Linked DNA regions of Homo sapiens: regions 1 and 3 are each linked to region 2. Evidence: chromatin contacts called from ENCODE Hi-C or POLR2A ChIA-PET data. All regions are on one chromosome and are shown on one strand. The core of a region is the stretch at or near the end of the contact, and the rest is flanking DNA. Distances in the headings are between cores, read along the strand shown.

Region 1 (2,700 bases), core at 103-2,602, 3.8 Mb before region 2:
ATCTATTAGTAGAGATGAGGTTTCACCATATTGGTCAGGCTAGTCTCGAACTCCTGACCTCAAGTGATCTGCCCGCCTCGGCCTCCCAAAGTGCTGGGATTACAGGCGTGAACCACCGCGCCCGGCCACCTTTCCCTGTATTTCCTATTCCAGTCATCCACAGGGTTCCCCCAGTTCAAACCTTCCTCAGCATGCCTTCCCTCTGTGAACTCTTAACAAACGATATAGCTGCCCCACCCCCACCCCTACACAATCTAGTACCCAATTACACTTCCTGCTAACCTTTTATTTTTTCAATTGTTCAACTATTTTTTCAAGGACTGCACTTTGATTTTTGTTGTTGTTGTTGTTACCCACAGAGCCTAACAGCAAGCCCTCAGATATGATTGGTTGATTGGGGCCGGGCGCGGTGGCTCACGCCTGTAATCCCAGCACTCTGGAAGGCCGAGGCAGGTGGATCATCTGAGGTCAGGAGTTCGAGACCAGCCTGCCCAACATGGCGAAACCCTGTCTCTACTAAAAATACAAAAATTAACCGGGCGTGGTGGCGCACGCCTGTAGTCCCAGCTATTCAGGAGGCTGAGGAAGGAGAATCGCTTGAACCCAGGAGGCAGAGGTTGCAGTGAGCCAAGATCGTGCCATTGCACTCCAGCCTTGGTGACAGAGCGAGACTCCATCTCAAAAAAAAAGAAAAAAGAAAAGAAATGATTGGTTGATTAGCTGAAGTGACCTAAGTCATGCTGGACAGGTGACCAAACAAGCGCTTCCATCCAGTAAATGGTACAAGGCCTCAATTACAAGCCGCATCTTCTACAAGGCGACGCCAATCTTTAAAAATTCCCACATAAAATCTCACTTGAGGAGACAGACAGGAAAAGAGAAACTGCAAAAAAAGGCACAAGTTTTCTCACTTCTAAAATAAAGATGTTTGAGGAACACACAACGAAAGTGCCTGCCAATCGGAAAAAGCCGTCCTAACAAAAGACCTTGGGCAAGTCACTTGGCCTCTCTGCGCCTATCTGTAAGGAGATGATACCCACCGCCAAGTCCAAAGAAGCGATCGAAGAGACAACGGTCTTGAGGCGCCCAGCCGGGTGCCAGGCACGAAGTGAGCGCCAGGGAAAAGGACTGTTATCAGAGCGGGCAGAGATTGAATCCCGCGGACGCGATCTGCCCACTGACCTGCCCTCCCTGGCGGTCCGGACCGGCCCGGCCCCGGGGCTGCGGGTCCTGGCCGCCCCTCGCCACCCTCCGCGGTCGCCTCCCTTGGGCCAGCTAGCAGCTGAAGCGAAGCGCGGCGCTCGCGTCGGCCGAGTCACACCATCAGGTGTGGATGCCGCTTCCGGGAGTTTGAATCCCGCGGCTGCAGGGCGGGGCACGTCACTGCCGGCAGGGCGCGGCCCGCAAGAAGGAGGAGCAGCGCGCGCGCGGCGGGGACGCGGCTCCCCGATTGGCTGCCGCCTTTGAAGGGCGGAGAGTAAACCTGAGGGCGGGCCGAGAAGTGGCTGGGGCCGCGGGGCGGGACAGAGGGCGGGAACACTTCCTCCCGGGCCCGCCAGCTAATTCTGGGATCGGGGGTTCTCTGCGGGCTTAGACCTAAACAAGCTTGGTGTCTCGCAGTCAGGGGCTGGTTTTGTGTTTATACGCTTTTAGGAGAAAGCAAATTACTATTTTTAATGGGATAAAACCAGTGACGATGGACCGAGACGAACTAGTTCTGCGCTCTTGAGCATAGATTCTCCCTGTGTGAAGTGCGGCCCCTCCTGCCCTGGGACAACGGGATTTCACAAAGGAGCACAGCCCCCTTGTCATCCCCTCGGGTCTCACTCTGTCGCCCAGGCTGGAGTGGAGTGGTGCAATCATAGCTCACTGCAACCTCAGTCTCCCGGGTTCAAGCGATCGTCTTGCCTCAGCCTGCCGAGTAGCTGAGACTACAGGCGCACGCCACCACGCCCGGCTAATTTTTTATTAAAAAATTTTATACAGACAGCGGAGTGGGGGGGGGGGGGGGTGGTCTCACTTTGTTTCCCACTCTGATCACGAACTCCTGCCTTCAAGTGATCCTTCCACCTCGGCCTCCTAAAGTGCTGGGATTACTGCCAAAAATCAGCAGCACAGCAGGGAGTGTTAACGGGAGAGATGAGAGGCACGCCCAGGTTGAACGCTGAGATTATGAATGCTAGCGGACCGGCTTTCAGACCAGACTGCTACCCTCCAGCCTGATATCTATCTATTGATCGATTCTAGCTCTTGATTAGCCGCTTTGAGAACGTTACTGCTGAGAGAAGAAGCACATGAAATGTTTAGCAGGGCCTCCCTTTCTCTCCTAGACCCAGCATAAACTCGCTGGAGATTTAAAACAGTAGATACACAGTAGCAAAACATCCTAGGTACACAATATTGTACAAAGGTTATAAACTCTAGATTAGGACTTTCTAGATTTAATTCCTTACTGCCCTGACTAGATGTGTCTCCTTGGATAAATTTATTTAACCTATTTGAGCCTCGGTTTCCCGATGTGTAAAATGATGCAAATAATAATATTTACTTCACAGCTCGGTTATAAGGATTAAATGAGGAAATCCGGCCAGGTGGAATGGCTAATTCCTGTAATCCCACCACTACGTGAGGACGGGGAGCGAGGATTGCTTGAGGTCAGGAGTTGGAGACCAGCCTGGGCAACACAGAGAGATCCACTCT
Region 2 (2,700 bases), core at 135-2,634:
AGTGTTCAGACTTACTGTAACTTCTTGCGATTTTAGATGACTTCTACTTATACGTGGCCTTCCCAACTAAACTGGAAACTTCTTGATGGCAAGAACCTTGCCTTATACCACTCTGTATCCCCTATAACAAATTCAGCGACTTATGCAGGGATAAAGACTACCTAATGACTTAAAATAATGGTTATAAAGAAAATACTATTCCAAAAAAAAAAAAAAAAGTCGGTCCTAGTCTGTAATATTATCTTTCGTGACAGCAGGCTCCAAGACCTCATTTTTCATTTCAAAAGGCTGCTCTGACTGGAAAACTGCATATTTACCCTCTCTCCAATAAGAATCCACAATTGGAGACTTTGGTGAAAAATAGCAGAATCTGTTGCTGAATGAGGTTTCTGAATGTGGTCTACAACACAAAGCCTCAAAAAAAGTCTTCACAACTAATCGATGAGTATTTTATGTTATTTTTACAATTTAAAATCTGGAGTCTTGGACATGTAAGATAAATACACTGTTACACTACCTAACCCATAAGGCGTGAACTTCTGTAAACTAGTAGTTTAGCAAGAAATATAAGAGAACTGTGCCAGACATGCATCACTGAACCAGCGAGCGAATCGAGATGGAGAAAGCCTTCTAAACTGGGGAATGACAGCAGTCACTGTGCCACAAACTCTTCAGCCTGGCACTGCAAAACCCTAGAAGGGCAAGCCCCAAGGACCAGTAGGAGTAGTCTGGAAATAAGTGCACAGAGGCTACCACAGGGCTCCCCCCGCAAAAAGGCCGTGTTACCTACCAGCCGAGCAAACTGCTCACCTCAGAGCTTCAGAAAACTAGGTGTGGCAAAACAGGCCTGTTCCTCAACAACAACAGAAGCAACAACAATAATAATATTAATAACTGCAAACATTTAGTACCTACTGTGTGCCAGCACTAATAACTTTACACATTACCATTTAATCTTCACAAAAGCCGAAAGAAATAGACACTTCATTGCAGCCTTTTAACTGATAAGAAAACTAAGGTACAGAGAGAGATTAAATGAATTGTCTTGCGTCACTCAGCTAATTAGCAGTGGAGGCGAGATTTAAACCGTAACCGAATTAGTATGACTCATTCCTCGCTGCGTACCCCGTGTTCGCATCGCTCCGCAACCCAGTTCCTGACAGTAACCTCCACTGGGGTATGAGCCCTGTCGGAACATGTCCACATTGCCAAAGCCGTTTCCCCACCTTAGGCCCCATACATGCGCAGTCACCCACCTCCTTCCCCACACATTCCCGCGGGTCACCTCCTCACCTGCAAACTTCGCCTGACTAGCCAGACCCGCGAGCAGCACTGCGATGTTACCGTTTTCAAATTCAAACAATGGCGGCCAGGGCACCGCACTGAACGCTGGGAGTAGGTGGGGCGTCCAGAGCTCCGCCAGGGAGCGTAGCCGGCTCGCGCTGCGGGCTTTCCAGTGGCTACCGGAAGAAGCTCTCCAATATGGGGGCGGGTCTTGAAACGCGGGCAGCCAATGGGCGGAAGCAGGCGTGGGCCGCCCTGGTGCTGACGGTCTGGTTTGCCTCCCAGCTCTGCTAGCCGGGCTTTAGTAGTGCGCTTTCTCGCGGCTGTCATAAGTACCACGCTGTTGACTGGGACACCGATCTCCAATTCTGTCCTTGAGGCAATAAAGATGTGGCGAAGGCCCGAGGTGAGGCCACTGCCACTGCACTTAGTCCTGCGACTCCCCTAAGGACGGGCCGAGGAATGGCGGGCTAGCCACTTCCCAGTCCTGTCCCTACGGGGCAGAAAAAGGCTCGGCATCCCGGGATCCGGAGGGTCACTTCCCTCGCTGCATCCCCATTGTGCAACTGCCAGTCTAAAAATTGATATAGGTAAGCTTATGAATGCTAAAACTAATGAATGCAAGATGCTAAAACAAACAATTAACTGAAAGGTTGTAGGGAAGAGGATGTTAGTATCTCAAAGAATCACCCTACAGATCATTTCTTATTATAAAGGGAAAATAGAATTTTACACTGAAGAGATTTATTAGACATACCTTAACCAAGTGAAGATACTTAGCATCGCTAATATCACCCGATAGTATTTGTGCTAGAAATGTTTGACATTAATCATGAGGAAACAATCAGAAAAAAACAATGTAGAATATTCTACAAGACAACAGGCCTAGGCTCTTCAAAAATGTCAGTGTCATGACAGGAAAAAGAAAAAAACGAAGTGGAAAATTACTTTAGTCGAGAGTCAAAAGAAACCAAATGAAATTTGTGAATCTTGGCTGGTTCATAGTTTTTAAAAAAAAAAAAAAACTTCGAAAGACATTTGTGGACAACTGGGGAAATTTAAATATGAACTACATATTAGATGATATTGAATCAGTTTTAAATTGATTGCATGTGAGAATTAATTTGTGATTAAGTGGAAGAATGCCTTTGTTTTTGGAAGGCGCTTGCTAAAGTAATTAGCAGCAAAGTGTCACAGTGTTTGCGGCTTACCTTCAAAAGATATGGCAAAAAAATAGAGAAAGCAAATGTGGCAAAATATTAGTAATTGGTGAATCTAGTTGAAGGGTATAATGGTGTACATCGTACCAGTCTTGCAACTTTCTAAAATAACAGATTTTATAAAATAAAAAGAGGAGGGGGGAAAAGGAATAGAATTCTGATCTTTACCATGGCCTCCCAGGTCCTGCACAATCAA
Region 3 (2,700 bases), core at 47-2,546, 3.1 Mb before region 2:
CGAGATCCAGAGAGGTTAAATAATTTTTTTCCATGACTGCACATTTCATCAGAGGCAGAATTAGGGCAAAACAAGAACCCAGGCCTCCTGACTCTTAAGGGCAAGGTGTATTTACATAACTTGAACTGGCTTCAATTTACACTATATTCACAGGTCCACAAACTGTACAGCGCTCTATTCTAGGAAGTGTATTCTGAAGAATACTAATGATAAAGCATAATCAGTCTCAAGTTCCCTAAGTGAATAATAACTTCATTTATCATTATTATCACTCCAAAAGATGAAACCTTATATGTAAAAGGAACTTATTCTTGAAGACAGTGCCTAACCTAACCCATGGCTCATTACGTTGCCTGGCTAATAATATTCTATTGGAACAGCAGGTACTCAGTTTGGCATGGAATATGCATTACCTAGTACTATTCTTAAAATGAATGGGGAGGAACTCGATTTAAACGGAAAAATTAATGCAATTTTAATGAAATGTTTGTAAATAAGTAAAAGCTGTTCTGCCTCCAAAGCAGCTTAGATCCCGCGAGCGCAGGGTCACCCTAGCGTGTTCCCAAGCAGCAAGCAGCTGCTCTCCTCCAGCCCACGCTCTCTTCTCCAGCCCACGCTCTCTTCTCGCCCACTGCGGCCGCGCGGGGGAGTAGGGGGAAAGCGGGCCGGCGTCTCCCGCTCAATTTCAATTCTCCCACGCCCGCGGCAGCCCGGCGCGCCAGGCTTTCCACCCGCGCGCGACCTGGCACCTCCGTCACGCCGGGTGCCTGCTGTCGACCCTAGCCTGGCATGCCCGCGGCCGAGCAGCCCTCAGCCCCACCACGAGCGAGACGGGGGCAGGCCCCAGAAGTGTCCTCGGGCCCGGGGGCCGCAGCCAGGAGGAGAACGCGGGGCCGCAGCGCGGGGCCCGGGGTTAGAGACCCTGCAGCAGCCACACCCACCGGCTGCGGGGTGACAGCTACAGCGGTGGAGGCAGGCCGCGCCGACAGGTGCAGCCGCCTTCTCGGTCCCGCCCGGGTACCGGCTAGAGTTCCGCCACCCGCGAGCGCCCCCGCCCGCCCCCGCGCGCACCACCTGTCGGGGAGCTTCGCGCGCGGCCGGCGGCGGACGCCCCGCCCGGCTCGTGAGGAGCGGCCGGCGTGGGGCGGGGGGCCGAAGTCCCGGTGGGATGAGATCTTTACCGGAGGGTGGGCCCCACACAGGCGGTGTCGGTGCTCTCGATCTCCTGCAAGATCCGCTCGTGCTCGGGGACGGTGCCCAGACTCTCGCTGTTCTCCGCCATTTTGGCTGGAAGCTGAGGAGCCAGCGAGGCGCGGCGCCGCGGGAACGACGGGGGCGAGCTCCAAGTGGCGCGAGCGCGAAGGGGCGGGGCGGGGGCGGGGCGCTCGGGCCGGCGGCGCGGGGGCGCGCGGAACGCCGGGCAGAAGGCGCGCGACCCGGTTCCCGCCCCCGCACCTGCAGGAGTGAGCGGGGGCTGTGAGCTGGGGCTACGGGCGGCGGCCGGGTACCCAGCTGGCCTCCTGCCCTCTCTCGCGACTAGTCCCTCCTGGGCGTCTTGTGCCTGGCCTTTGGGCTTTAACATATCTCCTTGTCTTCTGTGTGTGCCACACCCTGTGCCACACGCGGGGGTACCGTAGTAATCAGCAAGGTGGACACTCAGATCATCACCCTGAATCTGTAATAAGAGCCACGGGGACATTTAACAAGGGCCTGATGTACTCTGGGTCGTGGGGAGTCAGAGAAAGGAAAACATGCACTCACGAAAAGCAAAATTGCATGTGATAGTAAGATTTATTTTAGGAACGAATAAAGATCCCAGTTGACCATGAAGACCGCTCCAGGTGGATTCATGTCCCCGCCTGCAAGAAGTCCACAGCGGCCAGTCAACTTGGAAATAAATTATAAGCGACATAAAAAATTAAATGATGAGAAGTTAAGACACTTGATGGCAGAGATACCAAAAAAAAAAAAAAAAAAAAAGGCCCAGGGCGATGTGTAATTCATACCAAAGTCCGTGAACTCAGGTGCCCCCAGGTCAGAGTAGCTGGGTTGAGAAGGGGTGAGAGCTCTTGAAAGGGGGTTAGCAGCAGGGAGGTGGGAGAGAGAGGCAGGGAGGCTTGGACAAAGGTATCAGTGTAGAAAAAAGTCGTGCTTAATGACATGTTTGTGGGACACTGAGTAAACCAGTTTGTCATGATCAAAGCAGGGAGGAAGGAAGACTAAACAGGAACAGAATGGAAACCTAGCCTGAGGAACAACTACTTTCTGCTCTACATTAATCCAGGGCTTTGAAAAGCTTCCCTTTGAGTCAACCAAGCTCTTTATCCAGCTGTGTAACTCACTCACCCTTAGTGAGCTTTTACTTGAAACCTACCTCCAGCCTCCTCCCCACAAACATCCTGGGAGGTGGTATTGTGCAATAGTTAGAGCATGAGCTCTGAAGACCAGTGTCCGAAGACATTAATTCTTGGATTAATATCACTTGACAGCTGTGTGACATTGGGCAAGAACCTAGTTCTTTTATATGTCAGTTAAATGACTGTAAATGACAATGGCAGTGTCTGCCTCATATTGCTGTCCCATGGTGTATGAGTTTTCCATTGTTGCTTTAACAAATCACCACAAATTGAGTAGCTTAAAATGACTCAGACATATTATCTTACAGTTCTGTACGTTAGAAGTCTGTCACAGGTCTCACTG

The links. A loop is a pair of places that touch in the nucleus more often than their neighbours do. ChIA-PET counts read pairs that join two places held with the same protein, here RNA polymerase II (POLR2A). Pooled maps may share reads with other maps.
Region 1: a map of CD8-positive, alpha-beta T cell shows a loop between it and region 2 (26-fold over the local background). The contact joins the promoter of CEP55 here to the promoter of KIF20B in region 2. A Hi-C loop is called at or near these places in 3 of 168 maps with a recorded cell type or tissue (CD8-positive, alpha-beta T cell and naive thymus-derived CD4-positive, alpha-beta T cell) and 10 of 50 pooled maps.
Region 3: a pooled map shows a loop between it and region 2 (11-fold over the local background). The contact joins the promoter of EXOC6 here to the promoter of KIF20B in region 2. A Hi-C loop is called at or near these places in 1 of 37 single-sample maps with no recorded cell type and 7 of 50 pooled maps. POLR2A ChIA-PET finds 5 or more read pairs at or near these places in 1 of 52 experiments (CD4-positive, alpha-beta T cell).

Annotation. Positions count from the first base shown.
Region 1 is chr10:93,495,264-93,497,963 of GRCh38, reverse strand. It overlaps CEP55 (centrosomal protein 55), which reads right to left and starts at 1,352. Exons shown (of 9, transcript NM_018131.5): 1 at 1,041-1,352. RefSeq lists a silencer at 1,024-1,533.
Region 2 is chr10:89,700,274-89,702,973 of GRCh38, reverse strand. KIF20B (kinesin family member 20B) reads right to left here and starts at 1,384. Exons shown (of 33, transcript NM_001284259.2): 1 at 1,294-1,384. RefSeq lists enhancers at 706-1,222, 1,223-1,738 and a silencer at 1,783-1,862.
Region 3 is chr10:92,847,116-92,849,815 of GRCh38, reverse strand. EXOC6 (exocyst complex component 6) reads right to left here and starts at 1,296. Exons shown (of 22, transcript NM_019053.6): 1 at 1,182-1,296. The coding sequence starts at 1,282. RefSeq lists silencers at 850-1,189, 1,330-1,479.